Linked DNA regions of Homo sapiens: region 2 is linked to region 1. Evidence: chromatin loops called from intact Hi-C (ENCODE). Cell type or tissue: mammary epithelial cell. All regions are shown on one strand. Each heading gives the region's core, and the rest is flanking DNA. Links, peaks and the distances in the headings are about the cores only.

Region 1 (16,265 bases), core at 4,000-11,999:
TTAAAAAAAAGTTTAAAGTTCTTGAGGGCACAGAACAAAAGCTTTTGAGCTGGGATTAAATTCTAGCTGCTTTTATTAAAAGTTTTTGTAGGAATCCACAGGGACGCTATTGAGACCATGTCTCATCATTCACTGATTAGTAGATTTCTTGAGCTGTGAAAATGATTTCTTCTCATTGATCTGATACACAGGGATGGAACGCTCAAAAGAACAGGGCACGTGAGTGACACTGCAAAGCACCTTGGAACTCACACCTAATATACTCTTTGATGAACAAGACTATAATAAGATTGAGACAGATGCGTTTTTAAGACCCAAACGTAGGCTGGGGGTGGTAGCTCATGCCTATAATCCCAGTACTTTGGAAGGCCACAGCGGGCAGATTGCTTGAGCCCAGGAGTTCAAGACCAGCCTGGGCAACTGGTGAGACCTTGTCTTTACAGAAATATAAACATTAGCTCAGCGTAGTGGCACATGAATGTAGTCTATAGTCTTAGCTAATGGGGAGGTCGAGGTGGAATGATCACTTGAGTCCAGAAGGTGGAGGCTGCAGTGAGCTGTGATTGTAATACCGCACTCCAGCCTGTCTAAAAAAAGAAAAAAGAAAAAAAAAGATCCTAACATAATGAGTAGTTTTTTTGTTTTATTTTTATATAGAGCATTTTAATTGATTTTTATCCTCCTATAACCTTAATACTCTTACCTATTGATATGGTTCGGCTGTGTCCCCACCCAAATTTCATCTTGAATTGTAGCTCCCATAATTCCCACATGTCGTGGGAGGGACCCAGTGGGAGGTAATTGAATCATGGGGGCAGGTTTTTCCTGTGCTATTCTTGTGATAGAGAATAAGTCTCATGAGATCCACTGGCTTTATAAAGGGCAGTTCCCATGGACACGCTCTCTTGCCTGCCACCATGTAAGACATGCCTTCGCTCTTCCTTCTCCTTCTACCATGACTGTGAGGGCTCCCCAGCCACATGGAACTGTGAGTCCATTAAACCTCTTTCCTTTATAAATTACCCATTCTTGGGTATGCCTTTATTAATAGCATGAGAATAGATTAATACACTTATTTTGTAATATTTTTAATTCTCTAGGAATGCAAAGAATTTAAACTTTGGTGATCAATACATAGTTGTAAATATTATGGAAAAGGAAAAAGAGGCTGGGTGTGATAGCTCACACCTGTAATCTCAGCACTTTGGGAGGCCTAAGTGGGCAGGTCACTTGAGGTCAGGAGTTTGAGACCAGCCTAGTCAACATGGTGAAACCCCATCTCTACTAAAAATACAAAAATTAGCTGGGTGTGGTGGTGGGCAGATGTAGTCCCAGCTTCTTGGGAGGCTGAGGCAGGAGAATCCCTTGAACCTGGGAGGCGGAGGTTGCAGTGAGCCGAGATTGTGCTACTGCACTCCAGCCTGGGTGACAGAGTGAGACTCTGTCAAAAAAAAAAAAAAAAAAAATAGGAAAAGGGTAGGGTTGTGGAATCAAACAGCCAAGGATATGGACATTACAAACATGGAATTGCAATCACACAATTGTTCTGTTTAATTTCTTAACTAACTTGAACTTTTGTTTTCTCAATTGTGAGATCAGGATGACAACACCTCTCTAGTAGGATTGTTTTGAGGATTCAAATTGAGAGCTTATATAAAAAGAGTCTTGAATGCTGCCTAGCATGTAGTAAGTATTAAAATGGTCATTTTCTTCCCCCTTTCCTACACTGAAGTGCTTATAATTACGATCACTGCCAATCTGTTTTTCAACATAGCATTTGGAGAACATCAGAGGCAACCAGATGAGTATTTAATGAAATTAACTGATCATCTCATTTATTTATTCAATTAATATTTAATTTTAGATATGATAAATGGAATGAGCTAGCATAAAACATATTTACTTGCTAGGGTAATTTCTTCCTGGAACTTAAGTGCCTTTGACTTTCAGTCAAAGAACTCTCTTTTGAGAGTCAACTAAATCAAACTTATGGAGGAAAAAACTATCAACATAAGATTCTGTTACTTGGGGGGTTGATGTGGGAGGATGCCTTGAGTCTAGGAGGCTGAAGCTGCATTGAACTGTGATCTTACCACTGCACCCCAGCCTGGCCAACAAAGTGAGACCCTGTCTCAAAAAAAAAAAAAAAAGATTCTGTTGTCAGTTGGCTGATATATTTTATTTCTACCTCCAGTGAACATATATTTATAAACATAAATTGAACACATATTGCCTATCTCATATATACATGTGCATATATATATACACACACACACACACACACACACACACATAGCATTTGTTGCATATATGATGCAAGGTGCTTATCCCAGCAGGAAAGGTTTGCAGGCTGATCTTTGAAACTACATTGATAAGAGGTAGAGTGAACATACATTTTAGTTTTTCTCTTTTAGGTTTAATTTATATCTGCTGACTTGATGCAATTATTAATAAAACTTGCTTGTACCCTCCAAAGAGTTCCAGGAGATGGTAAGAAGTGTTCGGATGATACAGTACATGGTCATCCTAGTAACAGGTATCTCCTCCCAGGAATAGGGGCTTTGGCTCCTTTTGAAGGATCCTGGGAAGTAGTTGCCTTGACCATTTCTTGCTCAGGGTCGGGGTTTCATTGTGAAGGCCTCTGGTGCAGCAACAGCTGGGCTATCCAAGGGGTTGCTATGATGAATGGAAACATGCAGGGCAGCGAAGGCTGGAGGGCCAGATAATGGATGTCCAGTTTTACAGGATGTACTCATGTTAACAGTTCCATTGCTAACTAGTTAAAGATCAGCCTTATGAAAAATGACTTCCCACTTCCAGCCTCCAAGGAACATAAAACTGTGCAAAGACAGATGAGATGATGCTTTGAGTAATCCTTAATGAAACTGATTTGAGAAATAAAACCATTTGTCTCTCCCATTCGACTGCCTCTTGTTATGTAAAATCGCTGTGTAATCATCTTAAACCAGAATGGACTGGAGAGACTGAGGGACAGAAACTTCTGAGTCTTATGTTTCTGTCATCCACAGCTGCTCATCAATAAGAAAGAAGCAAATGTTGCAACAAGCACTTTCTCATGACAATACTGAACATTCACGCATAACTTGAGAAAAATCTTTCCACGGATTTGTGAGCACTTGTGCAATGCGTTTGGCCCAGTGATTCGCCTTGATCTAAAAAGTCAGGAGGCAAGTCTTTGGCAGAAACCTGTTGTTACCCTGAGTAAAGTAACTCTGGAGCTCAGCTCATTTCCAACTGTTTACTGTTCAGATTCTTGGTGGTCTTAATGCTTGGCACCTATGCTGTTGAATTTGCCAGTTTCACAATTCAATCGGTTATTAACACAGCCTAAACAACTGAAGATTTTAAACGTGGCCTGCTAGAGAAAACCCTGGATAAGGAGTCTGGCAATATTATTTTCTAGTTCTCTTTGTGACTTGGAAAATTCACTTCACTTCCTTACGCCCCACTTTAATCACCTGGAAACAAGGCTCACGTGGCTCACAGAAGTGCTTTGATCCAGAACACCAGCCGTTCCTTCTGCATGCCCTGTTCCTCCCTGCATGCCTGACTGTACTCCTGGCCTGTCCTCCCTGCACCACGCTTTCTACAAAAATCAATAGCATTTCGAGAGGCAGCACAGGTGCCAGTTTTGCCATACGAAAATTCCTGTTTTTCTCCCAGGTTCTTTGAAGGAAATGGTTTGTCTCCTTCAAGCTTGTTAACGTGTTATCTCTATTCTTTCATGGCAATATCCATGCTACTGCTTTGCACATTTTATTATTGTTCTCAAGAGCATACTAGCTGTGGGCTGGCTCTATTGCACCTTCATCTACCTGGTTGCCAGAGAAAGAAGCTTGCAAGTGTTTTTTTCCTGTCCATTTTTAGAGCCACGTTACAAGTGTTCTATGTGATTCATTTCACTTGCATCTGGTTTTCTTTCTGCTGTCCTTCCTTTTCCTCTGCCCTTAACTTTCCTCCCAAATCCCCGATCACAGTGCAATTTGCATAATGATTCCTAATTCCTTAGTTTTCTCTTGGACCCGTCTGTACCTTTCCAGCTCTATTGCTACTGACTGGTTTGTTCAGGCTCTTCTAATCATTATGGCTGGTGCAATTTTCTTCTAAGAGGCTTTTCCAGGCCTCCTGCTAACAATGATCTATAATGCCTCTGTAGATATTTTTATTTATTTATTTTTATTATTATTATTTTTTTGAAACAGGGTCTCACTCTGTCACCCAGGCTAGAGTGCAGTGGCACCGTCACAGCTCACTGTGGCCTCTAACTCCTGGACAAAAGCGATCCTCCCATCTCAGTCTCCTGCGTAGTGGAACTATAGGCACATGCCGCCACACCTGGCTTGTTATTTTTAGGAGAGACAAAATTTTGCCATGTTGCCTAGGCTGGTCTTGAACTCCTGAGCTCAAGCAATCCTCCTGCCTTAGCCTCCCAAAGTGCTAGGATGACAGGCGTGAGCCACCGTGTCCAGCCTGCAGTGATTTTTCTTAAAGCCCTTTCTTAAATCTCATCAGCTTGCTCCTGTTTAAAGTCTATCAGGGACCCTTTAGTGCCTGTCTGCAGGGCTGGCTCCAAAGGCGTGTAACATGAGCACTTGTATAGGACCCGTGGGCTTAGAAGGGCCCCATGCCTGGTTTATCGTTCTGTAGTCACTGTTTTGCGCTGAGATCTGCAGATTATGGAGTCAGTCCTGTATTTGGTGTAGCATCTGAGTCACATAAAGAGCCTTTACAACCATGTGGCCACCTCCCCTCATGCCCTAGTCACTGTTCTCTGATCCTAAGCCCTATGCTTTCCTGTTCCTTCCCATGTAGCTCTCCCCCAGTTGTGCCATTTGGTCTAGTTGGTGTTGTTCATGCAACAACAATTCAGTCCATGTTTCCTGTGTGCCACAGATTGTCACTGGGTAGTGGAAATACAGAGATGAGGGCAGAAACTTGATTTCACAGAAAAAACCAACTATATACACATAACTCCAATACAATATGGGAAATGCAATAAAAGAGAAATAACTGATAAGCCAGTTACACAAACATACACAATGTATGGCTTCTGTTTGTTTGATGTTTACCAAAATAGAATTATTGTATCTTACGGGTACCCATCTTTTACAGTCTTTCTACCGACTTTTGTAGGTTTTTCTCATTGTTTGCTCTTTAAAAACGACACACATCTTTATCTGCTTCTTTGTTTTCTTACTCAACAATTCCTTGTGCAAATTTCTCCTAAACCAATGATTAAAACAAAGTTTGGGATTATTTTAAGAATCTTCTTTTAATCATTTGTTTCTCTCATTAGAACAGCAAGCTTAAAGTTCATTTTCATTCGACTACTTTAGAAGGGAACATTAAATAGTAGCTGTTTTCCAACTTGAGCCTTTTGTGTATTAAAATTAAACATTCAGTTCTACCCTTGTACTTATTCTTTCAGTTAAGCAAACTAGCATATTATTTGGAAATTTTGTTATAAATGCTGGCTTTCCTTTACAATTTTTTTCTCAAAACATCTGTTTAGGGAGGAAACATGTAAATCGTAAGATAATTCCACAAATGATGTTCAGATGAAAACTTTTCCATCTCGGCCTAATTTTAGAGCCCTGCTACAAATATTCTGTTTAATTAATTTCACTTGCGTTTGGTTTCCTTTCTCCTGTCCTTATTTTCCTCTGCCCAGGGGCAGTCAGATTTTTCCTAATGTTTCCTCTCCTTCCTCTGTGTACCATAGGTCACTGTAGACTCCATGGTTCTCTCTCTGTGTTTGCCTGGATCTGCCTGCAAAAGTGCACTGCCCTCTCCTTTCCTCCTTAGCTAGGATGGCAGTTGGCAAATTGAGCCTGACATTTTCCTAGAGATGTGCAGAGGATGGCAGTTTTAATTTCATTTAAATTTTAGGAATTAAAAGTCCTTATTTTTCCCAGTCTGAGTTACTAATATCTTGGGTAAAACCTTATTTCTACTGGGTGCCTGGGGATGTATCAGGGGGCAGGATGAATCAGACAGCAGAATCTGTTTGAGGTTGAAAACAAAGCAGAGACTGAAAAGCCCGGAGACATTCTGGACCCTTATTTTCTGTTGCTCTTTCTTCTTCTGTCTGCGTGTTGAATGCCTTTATCCCCATCCCATCCTGCACCATGCCACAGATACACACATTCTAGTGGGAAGCGATTCTTTCAGATTCTTCAGACCTTCTCTCTAACCTCACTCCTCAACGCAGTTGTCTGGGATCATGTAGGCAAGAAAAATACTCGATGCTGTATTCTCTCCAAGACCTTCCTTTGTAGCACTATCCCAAACTGTTATTGCTGATTTATTTGAGAGAGTTCTTGGTTAATGTCTGTCTCTCTACTGGGCTGCATGCTTCTAGAAGACAGAGCCTACCATAGAGACCAAAATACATAAGGTCTCAGGAAATCAGTATTGCCCGACAGAAACTTCTGCAGCGATGGGCATGTTCTGTATTTGTGCTGTCCATTATCATAGCCATGGGCGACAAGTGGCTGTTGAGTATTCAAAATATGGTCAGTATGACTGAAGAATACAATTTTAAATTCTACTTAATTTTAATCCATTTAAATTTACATAGCCTCATGTTACTAGTGGCTTCCATATTGGGCAGGGCAGACTGAACTAGGTTAGTAGATGTGTGGATGGAGGAAATCCAAGGAAGTAAGTACCTGGGTATGGGATTAAAGGAGAGTCAAAGTCATCACTGGGACTATTTTTGCATTTTTTTTATTCTCAACATACACCACCACCCCTCCCCGCCCCTCCGTCCCCCAACACACACACCAGCTTGCTCCACTGGCTGGATTGGGTTGAATTCAAGAGGTGGAAATTTGTAGCCTCCCTTATTGGCTCTGATGTCTTTGCTCTCAACCAGAGAAAACACTATTGCCGTTGTACAGGGTGTGGTCATTCCCAGCCCTGTTTCACCCTTACACGTGATCCTGTCTTCCTCTGGGTGCAATGAGGTCGTCATCAGTCTAAGTATGTTGGAGTGGTCCCCTGAGTCAACAGGAAGTGGCAAATCCTTGCTGAGTGAGTTCCCTGAACTGGGAGGATATCCTGAACATGCTATAACCTGAGAAAGCACATGTTTATCTTGCAGCATAAAAGCCCTCTGTTGGCCATACAGTGCTTGTTAATCCAGGGCTCTCTGTAAGCCTGACTCAGTAGGTGGTAAGTAAAGAAATGAATTTACTGTCCCTGTTCCTGTAACTCATGCTGACTGTGCACATGCCTCAACTGGAGGCTGGTTTTTGCTTTTCCAAGGGGCATGTTTCTAAGGAGACATTTATCTGTGTGTATCAAAGAATCATTTGCCTTGGATGACATCACTGGTCACAGCCCATTCTGCTCAGTTCCTTATTTAAAGGAGCCAAGTCTGAAAGGCCTGGCTTAGAAAGTTTCTACCTTCAATAGTTGTGTCAACGGGAGAGCCTCAGCATGCTGTTCTGAATGGAGGGCCAGGTGCAACGTGTACATGCAGACCCAGAAGATAAAAGTTGGGCCTACAAATGCACTCCTTCTGCAGATGAGATGCCAGTCTCACCAGGCCACCTGGGAGCGAAAGGGCTTTCTGACCTTCATGAAAACCCAACACAAATATCTCAAGAACTTTTTCAAAATATCTATTTTCCTGCTGCTCTCCTGCTGGTTCAATCTCGGGAGCTTAAGTAGCTGTGATTGTCCCTGGGAAATCTGCTTTTTAGTATAACTTATTTGGATGGAAAAAAAGCCATCATCTATTTAAAGTTTACATGCACTTGCCCCTTTGATCCAGCAATTCTACTTCTAATAGTTATAGAAATACTTGCATATTTAAGAATAGATATATATGGTTATTCATTAGTGTGAAAAATTTGAACCAAGAAAAATGCCATTAATAAATCAGGATGCAATAAATCAAGGTGTGCAGATGGAAATGGCAGAAGTTGCCTGCTCACTTCCGTTTCCCATTCTACTTTTTTTTATTTTCTAATCTTAATTTCTTGAGTATTCATAATAAAATATGGCTTTATTCAAACAAAGATTGATAAGCATCGTGGTGAATAATATCAATAATATTTGAAATATTATCAAATTTATTTTTCATTTATTGATGTAAAGGCTCTGATATGGTTTGGCTCTGTGTCCTCACCCAAATCTCATCTTGAATTGTAATCCCCACATGTCGAGAGAGAGAGGTGATTGGATCAAGGAGGTGGCTTCCCCTCTGCTGTCCTTGCGATGGTGAGTTCTCATGAGATTTGATGGTTTTATAAGGGGCTTTCCCCAATTTGCTGTCACTTCTCTCTCCTGCCATCATGTGAAGAAAGTCCTTGCTTCCCCTTCGCCTTAACTATGATTGTAAAGTTTCCTCAGGCCTCCCAAGCCATGTGGAACTGTGAGTCAATTAAACCTCTTTCCTTTATAAATGACCCAGTTTTGGGTAGTATCTTAACAGCAGTGTGAAAACAGACTAATACAGGGTTTAAGCTGGGGACCGGGTTAAAGGAATGACCATCACTAATGCTAACCAAGGCAGGGTTTAATGAGTGAGGCAAGATTATTGAGGCCTCTCAAGAAAAATACAATATATTTTCTGTACCAGCAGACCGGACTGAGAAAAGGGGACTGGAAGAATCTGTAACAGACCACATTTTAAACTTGAATTTGACTTAGTAATGAGAACTAATTATGAAGAATGAGCTTGTTTGAACTGGAAAGGGCTAATACTTTAAAGTCTTGAGTAAGGAGGGTTTCATTTTGGTTTTGATTTTGTCCTCAGAAAAACTGGGGATCCAGGGCTAATTGAGTTCACTTTTTAAAAAATAATGTGACATTTCGGCATACTAAGTGTCTACTGCCATGGGTGACAGCAAGGGCAGAGAGGACATCTATGCAGTGGCCACCCTGGATTGCCACCAGATTCTGCCTTTTCACTTTCTCAGCCCAGGGCACCTCCAGGCAGTGAAGTCACTGGTAACAAGACAGCAGGAACATGAGCACACAGATAGGGGCAGATAAGGGATTCTTTATACACCTGTGGCCATGGAACCAGAGGAAGAAAGAGCAGGTCTGCTCTTGGTCATGTGCAATCTCGATTCAATAATTTTATACAAAACATAGATTCTTTCCGTCATGAGCTCATTCTTTGCGTGGCATAATTTCCGGACTCCTCCGAGGTAGACGAGCCATGTGACAAATGTCTCTACAGTGCTGATTCTTGCATTTTCATGCAATTCACACCTTTTATAATATTACCATCAAAAGGTGAGGGTAGGAGTGTCTGGGCCACTGGGAAATCTTCAGGCTACTTGATCAAAACCCCATTGTGTGCTAGGTGCCCCTTCCGCCACCAGGAGTTGAAATTATGCCAATTGTTCCTTATGTCTGCAGCTTTGTCTGTCTCTTGTGATCTGTACATTTGCCTACATTTTATTTCTATTAACATATTTTGTTACACTTCCTCCATCTTTTTCAACAGATGCCCTCTTCTGAACAATCCTGCCAACCTAATATTGTACATTTGCATTGTAACTAAGATTTTGACTCCCTTACTTTCAGAACAAATGGAGAGACCTCGTTCAGTCGATGGATGGTAGCAACAAGGAAGAAAGCAAATGGAGAAATGACATCTCATGACCCAGGTAATTTATGGGATTACATGATATAAGAATTAATGCTGGAAAGAACCTTGCAGATTACCTGCTCCAACTCTCACATTTTCATTTGAATAAATTAAGAATCTTAAATGACCTTCCCAATATCACATAGGTAGAGTTGAAACTCAAGTGAAACCAACAGAACTCATTTCTAGAAAGTTCAAATAAGATGTTCACAGCAATCTTTGGAATCAACAATAAAATAAGCCTCTGAACTGAAATTTGAAATGAAGTCAGGGCATTGGGCTTCTTTGCAGACTATTAGGAATGCAAAATACTAAAATTAATTTAGGCAAAATCATAGCAGCATTTTAATTTTACAAGCTGATTTATCCAAGCATTTTGGTGTAAATCCTCATTTAGTATTCATGACAACTTTATGAAGCCTGAATTATTATTCTGATTTTGCAGTTTAATTATTCTAGGTGCAGAGAGGTTAACTGGCTTTTGCATTAACAGGGCGGTAAATGTTAAAATAAGGGCTCAAATACAAGTCACATCACTCTGAAGGCAGCGCCAGCCAGCGCCCAAACAGTAAAGGCACTTCTAATTCATATCAGAGATATATCTCCTAAAGTTTCCAGAAGAATCGAATCACTGACCATCTTCCTGCTTTGGTGAGGCTTATTTCAGGGTTCACTGGCCCTCATTATTGGTGTGATCCCAGTTATTAAAGGGACCAGAGAGCTATCATGACACAGCATGCTTCCCCCAACAGTTATACTTGAAGTGTCAACAATGATAAAGGAAGCTAAGCATAGGGTGATACTATATTAGTGTTTTTTTTTTAAATAGCCCCTCTTTCTGGCATCTTTATTTATAATAATTAAATTTGAATTGGATTTTGACTGCTCATTCAGCCAAAATTACGGAATTGATTATGCATTTGAAAAGGGAAGGCATAAATAATGCAAAAATTATTCTGTAATTATAGGCAATTGACAAGGATTCAGGGGATGTGTTTAAACCTCTTTACCCAGCATCCAGAAGCAGCTGACTGCCCCTTTTTTTCTCCTTTTAGGGTATTTCTATAATCTTTTTTCCCATGTTAGAATGATTTAATTTTGCATGCATTTTTGCTCATGATGTTTCCGGGTTGATGCCAACCATGTATGCCAGAGACAAAAAGAAACGTGCTTCTTTGCTGGAGTTGTATAGGTTGTTCCTCAAAATGTTGGATTCCTGTAGAATTGGAAACTTAACGGTGATTTGTTGTGGTTTATGGTTTTACGGGCACAGAGCCAGAAGAGACCCTGGAGGCCATCCAGCGGTACCATTTTATGTCGTAGTGGATGGAACGAAGACTCCAAGAGATTAATTGAGATAGCCTGGAGTTTCCTGGCAATTTCCTTGAGAAATAATGATACTTAGTGGCAGAAGTGAGTCCAAAATACATTTGTGCAGGTCCAAGTCATGCAGTTTTCCCCACCATACCCCACTGCCTCTGGTTACAAGTTTTCATGTGCCCTCCATTCCTGACATGCTGTAATATCTGGGGCAGGTCCATCCTTCTCTGCCTGTCTCTCCTTATCTATAGATCTGATGTATGACTTCTCTTTGTAAGGGTGTCACAAATTTTCTGTCAAGATTATACTTCTGTACGCTTATTTTTAAAATGGAACTTTTCTATTTCAGCTCCTCTTGCAAATAAAGTAGACCCTTGAACAATGTGTTTGAACTGCACAGGCCATTTATAAACAGATGTTTTTCAATCAATGGAGCCGGCCCTTTGTATCTGGGAGTTTTGCATCGGCAACCAACAGCAGATTATATAGTAGTATTCCCTCAGTGCACAACCTGCGGATATGAAGGGCTGACTTTTTGTGATACGTGGGTTCTGTGGAGCCAGCTCTGAAGCTTGAGTATGTGTGGGTTTTTGTATCTGCAGAGGGTCCTGAAATCAATCCCCTACAGACACCGAGCAACTGTAGTTATTGTTTACAGGGATAAACTTGGCAATCATTCCTTAAAATCGATTACTGACTGATGTGTTTTTCTCACTTCTGGAGCGCCTACCATATGGTACTGGAGTTGGGGATTTTCTTTCTCTCTAACTGCACCACGTCCACACATGGGAGAAACTCATGGAACATCGGTTGAATCTTCCCAGCATTGCCTGTATCTGCATGGTGCAGACAAACTGAATTGCTGCACATTGCCCTCATTCATTTCTAAATGATGGTCGTAGCAAACATTATTAGGTTCTGACAGTGCTAGGCTCAAGGTAAGCAGGTGATATTTATCATCTTATTTAAAGAAGCTCACAACCCTGTGAGATAAGTACTGTCCCTAGTTCCTTTAAACAGATGAAGAAACTGAAGCTGAAAGTAGTTAGCCCGGATCTCCTGGGCTGAGTGGTGGAACCAGGATTTGAACAGGCTGATTTTCACTCACTGTGGTATTCTGCGTCTGATATAAAGTCAGGGTATCCCGGTAAGGGCAAGGAATGCCTTGGTATCTAAATCTTATGCTTCGATTCCTTCTTCGACATTCCCACCAAGTAGCCGTGTACTCTCTGAACATCTTGCGGTTTAATTTATGCAGTTCCATCTTTACCTGTTAGAAGGGCTGTCTCTATGTTAAGGCCAAACCTGCCTCCTGGTCCTTCATAAATATTGCCCCTGCCATCTGGAGTCATGGAGAAGAATCTTCTGAGTATTCTCCCATAGCACAGATTTCAGAAACTCCGAGACTTCTGCTTTCCTTGATTGATGTCCAGTTAGTGCATCTAGTCTTTGCACGTTGGAATTTTAAGCTCCTTCGTAAACCCGCGCATTTGCATCTGATGCCCTCGGTTTGTCTGTGTGCCTCATAATGACAGCATTGACACCCACCTCCCACTCAGTTGGGTTCGGACCCCTTCCAAAAGTTAACCATGTTCTCTTTGTCATAGCACATAGCTCCTGTTAATTCAACTACTAGCTCCTATGAATTCAACTACTAGCTCCTGTTAATTCAACTACTAGTTGTGCTCAGGGAGGTCAGAGTCATTGGTTTATGCAGGAGAAGAAGAATAGGGAGCTCCTTGTCTGAGGCAGGTGTTGCCTGTGTTTCCAGGTTCCCTTTATGTCTCAACTGGTGTGTCTGCTGCCCCTCTCCAGCCCTTTCCTGGCCCTCCAATGCCACCCTGTTTCTCCTCTGGCTCTGGGTGGTCCTTGCCTACTGGCTGCTTGTCTGGCTTTGCCCTGTGTTCCTTGGGTTACTTAATATTTTGACATGCTCCCATCCCAGTGTTTTCTTTTTGATAATGATAGTGCTTGAGGGATTTTCAGAAATACCCAGAGGAACTACTTTCCTCCCTTCCTCCCTCCCTCCCTCCCTCTCTTTCTTTCTTTGTGGAGTGGAGAAAGGAGCAAGAACATGTAGAAAAATATCCCCAGGTAATTATGATATATAACATTTTATATCATTTCTTTATTTATACTCATTGTCTGTTACTTGAAGAAAGAAAGTATTAAGCAATGAAACGTCTGGAAGTCTCTTAATAATATCTGGTACAATATTCCCTATATTCTTCTTTTTTTTTTTTGAGACAAAGTCTCGCTCTGTCACCCAGGCTGGAGTGCAGTGGCGCAATCTCAGCTCACTGCAACATCCACCTCCTGGGTTCAAGCGATTCTTGGGCCTCTTCCTCCCGAGTAGTTGGGATTACAGGTGTGTGCCATCATGCCCAACTAATTTTTGTATTTTTAGCAGAGGTGAGGTTTCTCCATGTTGGCCAGGCTGGTCTCCAATTCCTGACCTCAGGTGATCCACCTGCCTTGGTCTCCCAAAATGCTGGGATTACAGGTGTGAACCACCGTGCCTGGCCAATATTCCTATATTCTTTTCATGAAAACAAACAAAACAATATTTAAGAGATTCGATGCTATTTCAAAAATGTAAAACTTCACTGAACTCTAGGCTAATGAATGAGGGAATGTCATAAAAGCATTGTCAATATTTTAAAATCTTTGATGTGATTATCTCACTTTAGGAGTTATAAATTTTCTTTTTAGCATTTTGCTCACAATTATAGTATGCTGCCAACATATAATTGAGTTTCTTTGGTGAGGTCATATTTTTATGCCAAACTTCACATCCAGTACTTATTAGACCTCCTCATTCAATGTTAGTTATTCCTTTTTTCATAATTCAAGTAGTACTCTCTTTTAAAAATGAATCATATTATTTCATTAAATATCCGGCACAGAAACATTAAACAATACCACATTTATATATGTTTTTAGAGTAGTAATAGTAAAAATAATAATAAGAAGAAACTATTAGGTTTTCTCACTAATGAAACTATCACTGATCAATTCTTCCTAAAATTTGCTTAATTCCCAAATTTGAGGATAGTCTCTCAGACTCAGTATAAATCTTTATCATAAAGTAAGAACATTTCATAATTTCCCAGTAGATAATTATTAAAATTCTTCAGATTTCTTCCCTAACTCTCTTAGCTCCCTTTTGTAGACAACTGAGGAGTTTATTTATCTTGCCTTGCTGATAAATGCATTAAATGGAGAACCTGACTTTTTGCTCCAGTGCACCACTCACCTCTCTCGTGATCCTTTTCTTGCATACAGCTGCAGTGAAAGCGAGATAGGCCATCCAGGAAACCATGCAAAGACTCCCCAACTTGTCTCTGAGAAGTAGAGATCTGCACTCAACTTGAATCTGAACAAGTTTCTGTTATCTTAAATTTGTATGCTAATGCTTATTTGACAACTCTTATACGGTGTTAAATACATTTTACTTAAGGAAATATTTTATTATAAGTTACAGCAATTTAACACTGTTTCTGTTTACTGAAAGAGATTGGTATTATTTCTTCTTTAAATATTTGGTAGAATTCACCAGTAAAACAAGTTGGGCCAGATTCCTTGTTTTTAGAAATGTTTTAAATTGTTGATTCAATTTCATAATAGATGTAGAACTATATAAGTTAGCTCTTTCTCCTTTTGTAACTTGGTAGTTTGTATCTTTCAAAGGGTTGGTTCATTTCATTTAAGTTATCAAATACGTGTGCATTGAGTTATTGGTAGCATTTCTTTCTTATTCCTCGAATATCCATGGGATTGGTAGTGATGACTGCTCCCTCATTTCTGATATTGATAATTTGTGACTTCCCCTTTTTTTCTTGGTTAGTCTGGCAAATGGTTTTTCAATGCTATTAATCTTTTTAAAGAATGAGTCTTTGATTTTATTGCTTTCTCTATTATTTTCTTGTTTATAATTTTATTGATTTCTGCTATAGTTTTCATTATTTCCTTTTTTCCTGTTTACTTTAGGTATAATGGGCTCTTCGTCCTCTAGTTTACTAAGGGAGGAGCTTAGGTTACTGAATTTCTTCTTTTCTAGTATATGCATTGAATGCCATCCATTTTCCTGTAAGCACAGCTTTCACTGCATTCCATAAATTTTCATTTTCATTTAGTTCAAAATATTGTTAAATTTCTCGAGAGTTCTTCTTTGACCCATAGCTTATTAGAAGTGTTGTTTAATCCAAACTGTTGGGAATGTTTTAGCTATCATTCTGTTATTGATTTTTATTGTGTTCTGAGAGCATTCTTCATATAATTTATATTTTAAAAAATTCATTGTGTTTTACGGGCTAGAATGTGGTTTATCTTGGTGAATGTTCTTATGAACCTGAGAAGAATGTGTATTCTGCTGTTGCTGGAGTACCCTATAAATGTTTATTAGTTTCAATTGATTGATAATGCTGTTCAAACCATTTGTGCCCTTACTGACTTTCTCCCTTCTTGATCTATGCATTACTGAAAGTGTAGTGGATTTGTCTATTTCTCATTGCAGTTCTATCAGTTTTTGTCTCATGTATTTGGATACTCTTTTGATAGGTGCTTATACATTTAAAATTATGTCTTAAAGAACCAACTCTTTTATTACTAAGTTATGCCTTTTTTTATGCTTGATAATCTTCTTTACCTTGAAGTTTGCTTTGTCTAAAATTAATAATCTGCCAAGCTTTCTCTTGATTAGTGTTAGCATGGTATATGTTTCTCCATTCTTTTACTTTAGCCTATTAGAGGCTTTGTACTTAAAGTGAGTTTCTTGTAGACAATATAGAGTTGGGTCTTTAAAAAAATATTTACCCTGACAATCTTTGTATTTTAATTGGTATATTTAGTCCATTCACATTTAAAGTGATTATAGCTACAGTTACATTGACATCTACCATCTTTGGAACTTTTATTTATTACATTTGTCATTTATTTATTTTATTCTGACTTTTTCTGTCCTTTCTAGTCTTACTGAGTATTTTTTATGTTTCTATTTTATCTCCTCTCTTAGGATAGCAATTATACTTCTTTTAAAACTGTTAATATGTTTGCTTTAAACAGTTATCTTTTAGCTTATTTGAGAATAGGAAAATAAAGATTTACTTTGCCTTCATATATTTCATACAGATACTCTTTATGTTGATCTAAGTTTCTGCCCTATATTATTTTCCTTATCACTGAAAAACTTCTTTTTATATTTATTAAATTTTTGGCAGGGAAGTTCTTCCCTTAATGAATTCCCTTAGTTTTTGTTTGCCTGAGAAATTATTTATTTTTCCTTCACTTTTGAAGGTTAATGTTCCTAGTTGTT
Region 2 (16,265 bases), core at 3,655-11,654, 70 kb before region 1:
TTCTAGCATCCGAGATCATTAAAAATAGATAGCATTGTAGACATTTTAAATACCTATCTTACTTTATTTCCACCATTAGTTTTGCTGTTTCTTCCTGTGGTCCTCTGAGGTTGAAGAGAGAAACCTCAAGGTCATTTTCAATATCAGGCAGTCTCACTGCTCAGGGCATGCTTTCCTATGTGTAGGTTTCTTTATTCTCCCATTCTGCTTCTTTTCACAAAAATGTGGTTTGCAAAAAATCCATATCGTTTACTCAAAACATAGGGTTCTAAAACTTGAGACACTGGGATCAATCTAACCATGCTATTTGGATTTAAAATGTGGGGAGGATATCCAGCTAGGTGAGCTATCTGATCATGAGTTCAAGATTGAAGGCTCTTTTTTTGATATTGGCATTTCAGCATCAAATGGGCAGCCTCTTCTCTGATCCTAATGTTCTCTCCTTTTAATAAGGCAGGTGGGACACGACTAAAAATTTCACTTATCCCAGCACCAATGCAGCCCCACCCACTTTGATTTGCTTTCCTGTAGCATTTATAGCCACATCTCTTTTTCAATCAAGTTTCTAAAGAAACTGGATTGCAAGTTTCTTTAAGTCATGGACTTCCCTTGCTCATCTTCTCTTTCCCACTCCAAAGTCTATGGCAATGTGTAACACAATAAATGCAGACTGTCTCAAAAGGATAACAGCTCCCTCAAAAGTGTCAAGATGAAGACATCAGAGCATGCTGACATTTTTATTCTTCTTAATTCTCGTGCACACCAATGGCTGGAGGCCTTCCATTGTCTCCTGGTCTGAGTGCTCTATGTATGCTTGTCAAAATAATGAAAATGTCTGGCTGTGTCATTGATCAAACCTCATGGAGTGAAGAAACAAGCCTCGGAAGGGTTGGCTCTGCTTTCAAAGGTACCGGACACCAGGCTGCTGGTGCAAAGTCCCTTGTGAAAGGCTGGCCCAAATGACAAGCTGTAAAGGTCCAGACTTTCAGTTATGCTCTGTAACAGTGTCTGAAATCAATATCCATAGCGCAGAAGGTGGTGGAGGATCAGAGGCTTGCAGTGCTGCCTCTGACATTTCAGGAGCATCTCAGTTGTCCCCCAGGGTGGTCTCGTCTCATTCCAGCCCAGAATGGTGCTGGGCGGGGGGAGCCCGAGCTCTTCTCTTTAGAAATCTTGGAGCAGTTTTTGATCTGTGCAAATCATCGGGAGGAAAAGAGACCCGGAACCCTTGGCTTGTGTTTTGTTCTAGCAGAGCCAGTTTTAAGTGAATTGATTTGTAGGGCTGCTGCCACAAAAAGAGTGATTCCTTTTGCTGCTGGGTGAGAGAAACAGTAAAATGAGGCTGTTCTTGATGGATCCCTAGGGCCAACCCATGCGAGAGGTGGATGGCCAGCCTTGCCAGTGGGCAAGAATACCAGTAAGCTCCTGGAGTACATTTCTTGTGCAAAATATCCAGTGCAGTGTCTGGCAGAGCACTGATGCTCCTGAGGATTAGGGCCCTTGTCTAATGCGGTGACATCTAAGTCTTCTATTGACATTAATATTATGTGTCCCTATTTTATGCAAGATGTGTATAGGCCCGTGGTATACTTGTGAAATATGGAGCTATTTTTGGCAATTTTCAAAGGGCCAGGGAGCATCCAGTTTCTCTTGTGGGGTGTCCCCTTATCTCCCTGATCTCTCTCTTTCAGCAACTTCCAGCACCCCCTACTTGTTTATCTGTTGTGCCCTGAGACTTACCTCCCTCCTGAAATATGGTAACATTGCATTCTAGTTGGTCTTTCTGTCCCTATTCTTCTGTCTCTAATTGAGTACCCTGCCTTCATTGTGTTCATTCTAACTCAGATAGGTTCATTCTTTTTTTTTTTTTTTTTTGTTGAGACAGTTTCGCTCTTGTTGCCCAAGCTGGAGTGCAATGGCGCGATCTCAGCTCACCGCAACCTCCGCCTCCCGGGTTCAAGCGATTCTCCTGCCTCAGCCTCCCGAGTAGCTGGGATTACAGGCATGTACCACCACTCCTGGCTAATTTTGTATTTTTAGTAGAGATGGGGTTTCTCCATGTTGGTCAGGCTGGTCGCGAACTCCTGACCTCAGGCGGCCCGCCCACCTCAGCCTCCCAAAGTGCTGGGATTACAGGCGCGAACCACCGCGCCTGGCCCAGATAGGTTCATTCTTATTCCTGGCATGGAGCTCCTCTGATACCTCTCATTATTATTGTTGGGGTATTTCCCAAAATGTTTGAATTGGTTCACTGCATCCTTGCCTCAGCCCATGTGCCAAGTCCCGCGTCTGGACTCTCCTTTCCATATATTTCTTTTCAAGGAAGGTAGAACTGTTTACCCCAACTCCGACATCACTGTACTATTACTCATTTGTATGGCAAGCTCCTTCCCATCTGTCAAGAGTCTGCTCAAATGCCATTTCATTTCTGTAATTCTTCATGCTTCCTCGACATGAATAATTAATCAATCTACCCCTCTCTGATCCCTTATAATGTTGCACATATTTTACAATAACGTTTATCATTCTGGGTTATTTTACTATTGATACTCATTTGCATATCATTCCTTAATAAGCGGTGAAGACAGGAACTTTACCTTGATTTATGTTTGAATTTCTGGTGCCTATCAATGGTGCCTGCTGTTTGTCTAATGGGTGCTTTGACAAAAGTCTGGGTTGAAACTTAAAATTTGAGACACATTTGTCTTTTGGATTTGAGCATCCGTGCATGTGACATGTTGATAAGTTAATATTTTATTGGTTATTGATACTATTTTAGGGTTGACCATGGAAATTGTTATCTTAAAATTAGATTCCATTGGATCTTGGCATTAAAACGTTCTTAAGAGGCTCGTGACCCACGTACTCTTTTGGTTTAGAACAAATTTTTCATTGCCAAAAAGTTCTGAGCCCTGATGCATGCAACATCCTGCATAGAATAATAAAGGGTCTGTACACTTTGTGGAGTCAATCCAAGAGAATGACCTACTTAGAAATCTCCAACTGAGAAGAATCTTTTAGAAAGAGGAGTCCATTTGATTTTCCTGTTTGGTGACTTATCTATGGGGAAGATAGGCTTGTCTATGAGAAACTCAGGTTGCATGATTTGTGTTTTCATTACCTGGGGCCGGATTTGTTACTGATACTCCAGAGGTTCTGCCTAGGCCCTGCTGTTTGCCGCACAGAATGCCAATCACTGAGACAAATGAGTATTGCCAGGGAAGAAGGCTTTAGTCACCTGTAATCAGGTGCTATAGTTAAGGAGAAGGGGAGATAAATTCTCAAATCTGTCTCCCCAGCTTATGAAAATTGGGGGATTTATATAGCAGGGAAGGCAGGAAAATAGGAATTAGGGACTGGTAAGAAAGCAATCATGATAGATGAGGAAACTGGCATCTCATTGTCTGGATGTGATGATCTGATGAGTTTCATTCCCTTGCCTGAGGGTCAGTTTCTTGAGGAAGGAACTCAGGTGAGACAAATGTAAGTTTCAAGTTTTAAGACAAGGGAGGGTGAATTTCTATGTTTATTCAAAAATCATAAATATTAGTTCTATGGGAAAATTGGATGGTTTCAGCTTGAGACTAACTTGGTGGGCACTGAAATCAGCATGATCCTTAGGTGGTCGTATGTTTTCATAGGCCTGGTCTCAGTCACTGCCTCAGCGCTAACTTAGTGGCAGAGAAACTCGCAGGTCTCTTTGTACTCACTGTCGACGTCTACTGAGGCATCACTCCTCATGGGCTCTGGAGTCCGAGTGCCTAGGCTCCAGTCCCAGCTCCACTAAGGGGTGTAAGCTTGTGCGAGTTACTTACTATCTTTCAACTTCAGTTTCTTCATCTGGAAGATGGAATAATAAAAATAGCCATGAGGGGTAAGATCACAATATAACACACTATAAAACACCAAAAGGTCTACGTCTAAGACTTGGCTTGGTGCGTGTTTCAGCCTCAACCCTGCTCCCACCTCCCCCATCTAGCTATTTAGCATGATTATTTTTATTTGATGCCTGTGCATTAAAAATCGGCTCTTCTAGACCTAGTTTTGATTTATTTCCATACATTTGATGAGGGTCAATATTTGTTGAAAGGAAATGTGATTTTGAATGTTTAAAACTGCCATTTTTTGAGGCCGTGCATGGTGGCTCATGCCTCTAATACCAGCATTTTGGGAGGCCAAGATGGGCAGATGACTTGAGGTCAGGAGTTCGAGACCAGCGTGGCCAACATGATGAAACCCCGTCTCTACTAAAAATACAAAAATTAGCTGGACATGGTGGCAGGTGCCTGTAATCCCAGCTATTCGGGAGGCTGAGGCAGGAGAATCGCTTGAACCTGGGAGGCAGAGATTACAGTGAGCCCAGATTGCACCACTGCACTCCAGCCTGGGTGACAGAGTGAGACTCCGTCTCAAAATAAGTAAATAAATAAATAAATAAATACATAGTTTAAAACTCCATCTCAAAATAAATAAATAAATAGTTTTAAAAAGTGCCATTCTTTGAATTAGGTACTCTAAAATAATATCATATACCATATAATCTAGGCCTGAAGATTGTTTCAATTTTTTAATTGATGCTGCCTATGTTTTACAAATATGCTAATAAGCATACAAATCTTTTGTAATAGAAAATTAGGTATTTTATTATTGTTCTAAAATGAGAAAAAAAAAAAAGATCCCATTGATTCCCATATCAAATTGTCTTGGTTCTTATTTTCTATTCCACAAACCTTGTAACAAACAGACCCTTTGCTATAGGTTTGAGAACAGTATATTAATAAACAAATACAATATAAAATTGCCATTCTTTAAAGTAACACATCTTATAAGCTAAATGATTTTAGGAGATGAAATGTCAGGCCAGTCACCAGCTTAGAGACCAATGCTTGTTAAATTTTAAGAAGTTAGGGTTAGAAGATTATTTTACACAAAACATTTGTTCAATACCTTTTGTATTTTCTTGAGGCACAAAAGCACATACATTAGTAAGTGATTCGTGTCCAACTTTTATTTTCTCTATGCTTTGGATTGTTCAGGTAGGCAAGAGGAGGTTGAAAACCAATTCTAAGGCACAGTGTTGTGGCTCATACCTGTAATCCCAGCACTTTTGGAGGCCAAGGCAGAAGGATTGCTTGAGCCTAGGAGTTCAAGGCTAGCCTGGTCAACATAGTGAGACTCCATCCCTACAAAAAGAAGAAAACAGATTCTAATTTTAGCTGTTACCTGATACCAGAAAAACTGATTTAAAAAAATTAAAATTGCTTATTTGAGGGTTTTTTTTTTTTTTTTTAATCGAGACGGAGTCTCGCTCTGTTGCCCAGGCTGGAGTGCAGTGGTGCAATCTCTGCTCACTGCAACCTCCGCCTCCCAGGTTCAAGTGATTCTGGTGCCCCAGCCTCCCAAGTAGCTGGGACTACAGGCACGTGCCACCACACTTGGCTAATGTTTTTGGTATTTTTAGTAGAGACGGGGTTTTGCCATGTTGGCCAGGCTGTTCTCAAACTCCTGACCTCAGGTGATCCGCCTGCCTCAGCCTCTCAAAGTGCTGGGATGACAGGTGTGAGCCACCGTGTCCAGCCTTAAGCAGTTATTGAAATGCATATCAAGTGCCAACCGATGCCTTGTCTTGTGCAATGTCTCATTTAGTCTCTATATAAATCTATGAAACAGGTCTTATGACCTGATTTTAGAGGTGAGGAAATTAAGGCCTGGAGAATTTATAAAAAGATTATGTTTTTAAAAGATAATTTTTTTTTTCTGTTGAATTAATGTTCATTGGGCCTTTTGTCTGATTTTCACTGATTTCAGGCACAGTGGATTGAAGAGGGGGGCAGTGCTGAGTCATTCACGTGGTGTGTGAGGGCTCCTGTTTGTAAATCAGGGATTCTTGCAGCCTGCTTTTTCAGGTAAACAACATTCCTTTGAATTTTGCTTCATGTTTAAAACAGAAATCATGTTATTTGCTTCTGATTTGGCTGCAGAGCAGGCAGCAGCATGCCCTCCAGAAATATCAAAGAAGGAAAAGCCTCCTGGCATGGCAAACTGCCTCAGCTGCTCTCTGAAAATAGACCTCAGTTGACTGAGGTTATGTCAGGTTCTGCTCCATGTTCTTTTGGAGGAGTTTAGGGGTTATCTCTAGGGTAATATGTACAACATCTTTTATCCAAATATAAATGCGACACGATTCTACATTTTATTATTAAAGCGTTTGAAAAGGCGGCTTTCTTTATGGAGTTGGAGGCATTTTTCTTTGTTCGTGGTGGGTTAGATCAGGGGTTCTCAACTAGGGGTCAGTTTTGTGCCCCCGCCCGGGGTCATTTGAAAATGCCTGGAGAAATTTTTAGTTGTCACAACTGGGGTTGCAACTGGCATCTAGTAGGTTAGGTCACAGATGCTGCTAAGCGTCCCACGATGCACAGGACAGAGAATTATCCAGTCCAAAATGTCACGTATGCTAAGGTTAAGAAATCCTGGGTTAGGTTAAATTGCCTTAAAACGTAGCCCACGTTTGCAACCTGAATCTATTTGAAAATGTTCCTCCCTTCCAGTGCAAGCAGAGTTAATGTGATGTTGAATTCTGTGGCTTTGTCTCAACTCCTAAGTCTGATGAGATGATCGATGCCTCGGCTTCTTTCCTTGCTGTCTGTTATTGACTTTTCTCTCCGCCTCTGGTGTCCAAGCTCTTGCTGCTGGGGGATGCTCACAGGATGGTGCAGGAGATGAGGGAGAGCTGGACCCACTTCCCACCTCCTGAAATATGGCTTTAATTAGATAAGGGAAAATGATCTAATAAAAATCAATTCAACACCAGGTCAATGAAGAGATTAAGGAGGCAGGAATAGATAGATGACCTTGCTGATAAGAATTAGAAATATGATTTGAATATTTTTGGAGAAAATAATTTATGTAAAAATTCCTCTCAAGTCATTTAGAAATATGGTTGCTGCATTCCTAAGACTCCCCACCCACCTCTTCCCCCACAAACATTGTGGGTGTTTTCCCTTGCATTCCATCTGTAATATTCAGTACACTAAGTGAAATACGGATGTGGGTGTGGTTATTTTGTGTCAATTTCAGTCTGATTTCCCCAACCTTGTCTGCATTCTTGCATTAATTAGCAAACTAATTTTCAAAGCCATGTTTTATATGCCTGATGCATTTTAGCACTCTGCTTGTTTTTTGGCAATGCGAATGTGGGCAGAATATGATTCTTGCACTTGAGAAACTGATGCAGTCTGGTAGTAGAGAACAATTTTTAAGGAAATATTCATAATTAATGGGGTTTCCAATTAATGCTCTATAGAGAGAAGGGGTCTGGAAATATGCATGGAGCAAATTCTGTTTAGGGAACTGAGAAAAATTTTATGCACAAGGTAATTAGGGAGTTAGGTATTGAAGGATGAGTAAGAGTTTGACAAGCAGAGGAATAATAGAGAGGCCAGCAGGTATTAAAGAGCATGGATGAACATGCTGTGGTAGGATTATCATGTGAACAGGGTTGAATGGGAGGAGATGAATCTGGATTTCATCCTTCAAAACATGGTGAGCTCTCTGAGGGAAGAAGTATCCTCTGTCCCTGTGGCAGTGCCAGGCACACAGCATCCATCCGTATCAGCACCAGAATGAACCTCAACAGCAAAGGGCTGTAGAGCGTATGTTCTGAGTCTCTAAGCAAAGAAATAATATGATTAAAGGTGGGGATCCCAGGGGAGTGTAAATGAGAACAGCAGTAGGAAGTCTGCTCATAAGGGCAGGATGTGACAAGGACCATGGCAGAAAGAAAGAAGGAGAGAGAAGGGGTTCTGGAGACACTTGGCAGGTAAATGTAATAGAATGTGATAAATAGAATAAATGGAAAAGTGATGTAAAGGGTAGACGGGATTGCCATTGTCTTGGGCAGTGCGGACCAGAGGATGATACTGAAGTCATTGTATTCACAGTGTGTGCCCAGTATGCCTAGAACAATGTAACTTTCAGAATGTCATGTTTGGGGTAGTACCTTCGTATGCTGGGGTAAGCACTGCTGTGGTTGAGAGTGGTCTACCTGAAGATTTGCTGGTACACATAGTGATTTTCTCCTGTGCTTTGTCTCCAGGGACATTGGCTGCTGTCTTCTGACCCACCCTGTGTGGCTTTGGCGTCTCCTGTGACCTCCCAGTATGGGTCTTGGCCTCATCCTGCCTCTTTGTCTTTCTGGCCCACCACCCACAGCTTGAATCTCAGGCTCCAACAGTTGCCTGACCCCCAGATTCTGATGACAGCCTACCTACTTGTTCTTCAGGCCCTCACCAGACTCACTGCCCAGACACACCACACAGGAGAACATGAAAGGGTGAATGAATCTTTCATCATTTGATGACCAAGTTGGCATTCTTTTACATTCCAGCCACCAGAGGAAGGTGTATTTTAACACAATTGCCCTCACATCCTCCTTAACAGGATTTACATAAGTTTATTAACACATATGTTTCTACAAAATCAAGTTTTGAGAACCATTTTTATACACTGATCTGGGACATTTTGGGGATATGAAATTAACTTTAGCACACACAGCAAGAAGAAAACCGAACAACAAATTCTACAAACACCAAATTTGCTGTGAAATTTACATTTCAGAATCTCTCAAGAAATAGTGCCCAGCAGCAATTCTTACTGTTTTCACTTTTTCCCCCGTCTTCACATTTTTATGTTTGACAGTGCCAACATATTTTCTCAACATTTATTCTGAAAGGAATGTACTTTGTGAATTCCTTAAATGCAGGATGATTCTGATTTTATTGGCCTAATAGCTCCTCCTTATGCGTGGGTTAGTATAACAGAATGCATTTGAGACCTGCTATACTATTTTAAATTAAGACATTTCATGTAGCACATAGTATTTTAAAATGAAGAACATTGTCTTGGAAAGCACACAGGCTAACTGCTATTTTCTTGATGCAAGAAATATTTAAATTCTCTGTGCTTCAGTCTATACAATCAGTTTTCCAGGGATGCTGTGTATATAAAACGAGGGAGTGTATTAAGAGTATCAGCATGTAGTAGGTCCTTCAACAGAAGCTGGAGGTTCTGGCTCAAGGTCTGGCTTGTGTTCAATGAACACCAAACCACATAATTGCCCTTGCCCTCATCCTCTCTTAATGCATAAAGAATTTAACCTAGTCAGTCAACTGGCACAATGTAGTAAAAAAGACACACACACACACACACACACACACACACACACACACACATTTGTTCTAATGTTAGTCTTTTTATAAATGACAATTGAGTAGACATGCAACCTAGGCAGTGTGAAGGACCGGAATTAGTAATAAGTATTTCAGTACACAGCCTACAAGGCAGAGTTGGGGCCAGGTTGCAAGGAAAGGGCAGCGACAGGGTGATGGACACGCTCTATCTACTATCAACCAATCTCTACACAGAACCAGGTTCATTTACATTTGCTCTTTGTGACATCCTGCAAGAAGGTAGTACTAACTCAATTTATAGATGGGGTAACACAAGGTCTGAGACTTTAAGTAACTTTCCAAGATCACATGACCAGTAAGACTTGATACTGTGATTTAGTTTGAAATCTTTTATCTTTCCAATGTTCCATGCTGCTTCCTAGGGACTAGAAATGAGCCCATTTGCAGACACTGAGAAACATGTAAGAGTCTTGATAGCCCTTGCCCCTGAAGGAAGCTGTCTGCATTAATATGTCAATAGGCAGGAGGACAGATTCAGCCATGGGGTGGTCAGTGTAAGTCTCCTGGAAGTTTCTTCCCACCATCTCTAAGAATCTTCTGCAGCCTCTGACATTGTCCCCACGAGCTCTGCCCTGCATCCAGCTCAGGAAGGGTCTGGGCTTTATCAGGTGGGTCAATGGCACTCAACTACCAGGAAGGAATATTACACAATGGGGTTGCTGGTTCCTAACTCTAACACTACGTTTGCACTTACTAGAGTTTTTTATGAGCACTCTAGGCTGATCTGGTTAATGTTTATCTACCCCCTCATTCTAAGAAAGGATTTAGACAATTTTTGGAGTATAATAATAGAAATAACAGCAGGTTAAGTGTAGACAATGGGAAAATAAAATGAGTCAACACATCAAATGCATAACTCAAAGACTCACCATTGAACACAATGAATTTGGCAGAGATGGGTTCCGGGGTCGTGCTGCTGAGAGTTTTGGGCTAAAGGTGATGCCAGATGAGGCTCTGTTCTGAAGACTCTTTTTTTATTTTTTATTTTTTTTTCTGAGACAGAGTCTCACTCTGTCGCCCAGGCTGGAGTGCAGTGGCGTGATCTTGGCTCACTGCAACCTCTGCCTCCCGGGTTTAAGTGATTCTTCTGCCTCAGCCTTCTGAGTAGCTGAGACTACAGGCATGCACCACCACGCCCAACTAATTTTTGTATTTTTAGTAGAGACAGGGTTTCATCATATCGGCCAGGCTGATCTCGAACTCCTGATCTTGTGATCCACCCGCCCCGGCCTCCCAAAGTGCTGGGATTACAGGTGTGAGCCACCGTGCCCGGCCCTCTCGAGACTCTTTACTTGCTTAGGACATCCTTGCAACAGGTCACTTTTTGTTTGCTGATACATGGTCTAGAGATTGGGATTTGCAGAATTCTGCCAGATTGTTATTTCTAATTGGCTTTATGGTGGAGGGTGTGTTGAGAGACTAACGACTAAGAAAGGCACAGGACATTCTGCAGGTAGTCATAGGTTGTATTGTTGTATCAGTACTCTGGGGGTGAAGCAAACTGCCCTGCTGTCCCAAAGAATAGCACTGTAGGCATAAACCAGGGTCCTATTTATAGGGAGGCAGTCTATGTTAGCACTTAGGGACACAGATTATAGGTAGAGTAAGACAGATTAAATCATGGCTGTGCCGCTTACTAGCTGAGTCACCTTGGGCAAGAGGTTTAATGTCACCATCTGGAAAACAGAGAGGTTCCTCACGTTATACCTTAATGTAACATTCTATAAAGGATACTTTAGTGTGAAAACACTGAAAATGCCTATTTTAAACACAGTGAATACTAGAAAGTATAGATACATTTCCAGATACCCATTATTCAAAAATTTGATTCATCCACACTGCCCAGAAATGGTTAAATATCAATTAACAAGTATGTCATTAGTAATAAAGAAACAACCACAGGCTTTGTCAATCATTCTTAACTTAAAAATACGGACTCTTGGCCTGATGTAAGAATAATGATGTTGAGGCAAAAAGATAAAGGCGTCACCTGGAGAAAGGAGTGAATTAGACGATTTTTGGAGTATAATAATAGAAATAACAGCAGGTTAAATGGAGATAATGGGAAAATGAAGTGAGTTGGGGTGGGAGTAGAAGGGAAGGCAGAGTGGTAGTGGATGCATATCTACCTCCTCCGTCTTCCCCTTGGCATCCAGGAAGGTGCCGATAGATGGTGATGAATTGCATTTTATTCTTTCTGAAGACTGCTTACTTTTGATATTTTTTTGAGGCAGAAAGGAATGAATGTAGCTTTAACCTCTTTGTACTATGAGTGTTCGTGACCCTGGGATAATATTTTAAAAGTGTATTATACTAATGTATTTTTGTTCTCCATAAATTACGTTGTCTAAAGGGCAACTCATTTACCCAAGACATTAATTTCATCAGAGATGCTTAGATCAGGAAGATCAGCACTCACTTTTGGGTTTCCAGTAGATTTTGTTGAGTCTACATTGGAAGCTAGGGTGTGTTGAAAGAGAAAATGTTTATCTTAATTCCACTCATACTTCTTAGCATACCAAGAGCCAAGACACAGTATTGAGAGGAGAAAATATAAGTTTAAAGGGACTGTCCTATTATATAGGAAATGGTAGGAGCCCTTCCACCATGGGAAGGAGGAGGCCAGCCAGTGGAGGCAAGAATCAGAGAGAACAACTTGGGTGAAAATGCTTATGAGGTCACTCAGAGGGACCCAGGGACTCTTACCTGGAGGAAGGTGGGGCAGATAGATTGAGGAAAGAAGTAAAAGGTAAAGGATTGAAGGAAAAGAGGGCACTGATGCCCTACCACCTGTGCCCTTCCTCCTATTTGAATTCTGGGGGGACCACCTAGTGAGAGGCCTGCCGGCCAACATGCAGCTGTGGCTACCGTTGAATATAGTATGTTTGCGAAGGTTAGGCAGGGAGACCCAGAGCTAGTCCTCCTAGTTCCCATGACTTGTGTGTGACATGTAAGAGGCCCATATCTCAAGGTCAGGGGGCCTGCAATATAGGTGAGAATTAAAAGTTTGTGTCCTCTATAAACAGTGTGCAATACAAACATATTTATGTCGTAACCCAGATTCCTTGAAAGGATGTCTTTCCAGGTTATCGTAAGGATTACTTTAGACACTGGATGTGTATGTGTAAGGACTACTTTGGATGCCATATGCCATGAGTTTAATACAGGGTGTTGAAGACAACAAATAGTCAATAGATGGCATCTAATGTTACTGTTACTAATACAGAGTGGTCGTTAATTTGGAAGTAGCAGTTGATTTGAAAAGTACCAGTGTGGGCCGGGCGCAGTGGCTCATACCTGTAGTCCCAGCACTTTGAGAGGCTGAGCTGGATGGATCACTTGATCCGAGGAGTTCACGACCAGCCTAGGCAAGATGACAAAACCTTGTCTCTTCAAAAGATATAAAAATTAGCCAGGCATGGTGGTGCACACCTGTAGTCCCAGCTGCTTAGGAAGCTGAGTTGGGAGGATGGCTTGAGCCTGGAGGTTGAGGTTGTAGTGATCCATGATTGTGCCCTTGAACTCCAGCCTGGGATGACAGAGTGAGACCCTGCCTCAAAAAAAGAAACAAGAAAAGTATGAGTGTGATTACTCTGGGAACATCATCTAGAAAAGTCTGAAAAATCTTGTGTTAAGAGCAATTCTGGTGTGGGTGTGGTTGCTTATAGGTGCAATAAAGGATGAGGGTGTGAGGCAGGCATTGTCTGGAATAAAAGTAGTGAAGTCTTCATCGGCACACCCATGAGGGTAAATGTGGCACCATATTCTAAGGCAGAACAGGTCAGTGCAAACTCATGGGCACAGGCCACCCTGAGTTGGCCCAAACTTGCCACATTATGGCAAGCTGGGAGTCAGTGGGACCACATCTTGGAAAAAGGACTGAGGTGGATGAAGAGATAGAACTGATCCTCTTGCAAAATGGGTTTGTGGACCAAAAAAGCAAGTCTGTTGGTATAAAGGTAAAATAATCTTCTCTAGATCTGAGAGTAACTTGAGGGGAGAGACCTGTTTATCCAGACTTGTAGCCCCCAAAAGCTCCCATAATGACTGATACATATTAGGCCTTCAATTAATGTTTGAAGAAAAGCTTATAGACAAGGATTTGTGCCCAATTTGATGGAGCAGGGCAGAAGATGCTTTGACAATCTCAGATGTGCTGGGGGTTAACATCATGCCAAATGGGGCCTATCCAGAAGATTTTGACTTTAAAACAAGGGCCAGGAGACCAAATACGGACTCCAGTGCTGTGTTACCGTGTCATCTGTATACCAGGGATGTATTACGTGAATAAGAAACTCAAAGAATCCTGGGATATTCCCATCAAAATTCAAGGGTGACTTTTTTTTTTTTTTTTTTTGAGACGGTGTTTTTGCTCTTCTTGCCCAGGCTGGAGTGCAGTGGCATGATCTCAGCTTACTGCAACCTCTGTCTCCTGGGTTCAAGCGATTCTTCTGCCTCATCCTCCCAAGTAGCTGGGATTACAGGTGCCCGCCATCACGCCTGGCTAATTTTTTTGTAGTTTTAGTAGAGACGGGGTTTCACCATGTTGGCCAGGCTGGTCTTGAACTCCTGATCTCAGGTGATCTGCCCACCTCAGCCTCCCAAAGTGCTGGGATTACAGGCATGAGCCACTGTCAAGAGTGATTTTTTTTTTTTTTTTTTTTTTTGAGACGGAGTTTCGCTCTTGTTGTCCAGGTTGCAGTGCAATGGTGCCATCTTGGCTCACTGCAACCTCCACCTCCTGGGTTCAAGCGATTCTCTTGCCTCAGCCTCCCGGGTAGCTGAGATTACAGGCATGCACCACTAGGCCCAGCTAATTTTTTGTATTTTTAGTAGAGATGGGGTTTCTCCATGGTGGTCAGGCTGGTCTCGAACTCCCGACCTCAGGTGATCCACCCGCCTCAGCCTCCCAAAGTGCTGGGATTACAGGCGTGAGCCACTGTCAAGGGTGATTTTTTTGTTTTTTTTTTTTTTTTGGGACGGAGTTTCACTCTCGTTGTCCAGGTTGGAGTGCAATGGTGCCATCTTGGCTCACTGCAACCTCCACCTCCCGGGTTCAAGCGATTCTCTTGCCTCAGCCTCCCGGGTAGCTGAGATTACAGGCATGCACCACTAGGCCCGGCTAATTTTTTGTATTTTTAGTAGAGATGGGGTTTCTCCATGGTGGTCAGGCTGGTCTCGAACTCCCGACCTCAGGTGATCCACCCACCTCAGCCTCCCAAAGTGCTGAGATTACAGGCGTGAGCCACCGCGCCCGGCCAAGGGTGATTTTTAATGTATTTCTTGGTAGATGGCCCAGTTCTGTGGAACAGAAATTCCAGCATCTGATCCTCTACTGCTGATAGATGTGGCCTTGAAAAGAACTTAGAGATTTTAAAGTCTCACTGAGGGTATAAAAAAGTCTTTAAGATGAAAGATTAATTCATAGACTATGAGTTCCATTGTTTGTTTGGTTCACCTCGGTGCCTGGGAAATAGTAAGTTCTCAGTAAGTATTAACTGAATTTAAATCATTTTGTGGAGAATTCTGTTGCATCTGGTACGTGCCGGCCATTGTGTCAGCTGCAGATGTATCCCTTTCAATAGGGGGCTGAGAGTCTAGTAGAGAAGACAGGAAAAAAGACAGTGACCGTGTGGCATGGTACATGTCATGACTGAGTAATAAACAGGAGATTTTTATGAGAGCAACAGTCTTTCTCCATATCAGAGACCATCAAATGGTGGTCTACAGCTGGAGGCTACCTGCACATGTGTTTTATTTGCTATTCCCAGGGTAGGCCAACCTGGAATTTAAGCATTTTTAAAAGTCTGTCATTAGCATTTACAAATAAGTATTGTTTTGTCACAAGATCTTTGGGGTGTTGCTTCACCAGCTGGAAGCCTCTGTGGCCAGCAGCGCCTCCGCCTGGGTTTTACTTGCGTCCACTGGGCTTGTTCTGCCCACTTGGCCCGGCAGGCTGAGCTGGGCTCATGCTACTGCCCAGATCCCACGCCTGCCAAGGGCGAGCCAGGTGCGGAGCAGCAAGGGGTGTGTGAGTGAGCGAGCATGGAGTCTGGCCACTGTGTGTAGCCATGCGTGCTGGCTGCAGCAGGGTGGGCCACTCCAGGCGCCGGCACAAGCGCCGGCTCCAGCCCTGTGTGAACCTGCAGCTGGAGCATGTGTACCACAAGCGGCTTCTGCTGTGGGCCCCAGCGTCTGGTCAAGGGGAATGCAATTGCGCCCAAAAGCTTGGAGATGCCAGGAACCGCAACACCCCAAAGAGGGTGTTAGAGCATGTCACAGCCCTGGCTTGAGGAGCCCCAGGTCAGGGCTCCCAGAAGGGCCTCAGCTCTTCTCTCCTTCTCATCACCTGCAGTGTGGTGAGTCGGGGGTGTGTTTCATCCCTGTTTGTGTTATAGCCCTTTCAGTCCTGCCATTTGGCAGGTCCTGAGTTCTTTTCCTACATCCAGGAAGAATGAGGTGCGTGGACAACTGGAGGGTGAGCAAGGTGGAGAGGAGCTTCACTGAGCCACAGAACAGCTCTCAGAAGACTCGCAGTGGGCAGCTCCTTTCCGTAGGCAGGTCGTCCAGCGAGTATGTGAGTCTGACTGAGTCTGGGGGTTTTTACGTTCTCAGAATGGAGGAAATGCTGACTGGTTTATGGTTGGTCTGGAAAAAAGCATCATCCGATTAGTCAAACCGTCATCAATGAAGTACTCACTCTGGGCTTCAGACTTTGCCTGGAACTGGCAGCCTGGTACCCAGGCTTCAGGCTGTCCCTGCCTTGAAGGTGGGGCTTCACTGGGGACCTGCCACTTCCTGCCTGGGATGATGCTTCCTGCTGCCATCAACATGATGTCCACAGTGCCCAGGCTGTTTGCCCTGAAGGGTGCCTGCAGGCTAATGTCGAGCCACCCTCAGCCCCCTGGTCTCCCTCTGGTGCTGATTGGCACCCAAAGTCCAGAGGGGACTGAGGCAGCAGGGGGCTGGTGTGTCAGCACCACCCACAGAGTGCACGTGCCCAGCTGGGTTGGGACA

What was found. Hi-C counts contacts between places; a loop is a spot of excess contacts. Peaks named below come from ENCODE experiments on the same cell type or tissue, not always from the same donor. Only the 100,000 strongest peaks of a DNase experiment are listed, where the experiment ranks them.
Region 2: it touches region 1 in a loop (5-fold over the local background); 2 of 110 quality-filtered maps call a loop at or near these places.

The regions. Positions count from the first base shown.
Region 1 is chr15:93,559,871-93,576,135 of GRCh38, forward strand. It overlaps LOC107983974 (a long non-coding RNA gene), which reads left to right. Exons shown (of 6, transcript XR_001751681.2): 3 at 9,568-9,650. Among named protein-coding and RNA genes, the nearest start is that of LINC02207, 290 kb to the right of the region's middle. In mammary epithelial cell, for the core only: a CTCF peak has its summit at 7,156; a DNase peak (open chromatin) is centred at 7,111; H3K27ac peaks cover 1,979 bases.
Region 2 is chr15:93,490,426-93,506,690 of GRCh38, forward strand. LOC124900612 (a long non-coding RNA gene) reads left to right here and starts at 5,736. Exons shown (of 4, transcript XR_001751670.2): 1 at 5,736-5,906; 2 at 8,096-8,332. In mammary epithelial cell, for the core only: no CTCF peak of the experiment used is centred there; a DNase peak (open chromatin) is centred at 7,036.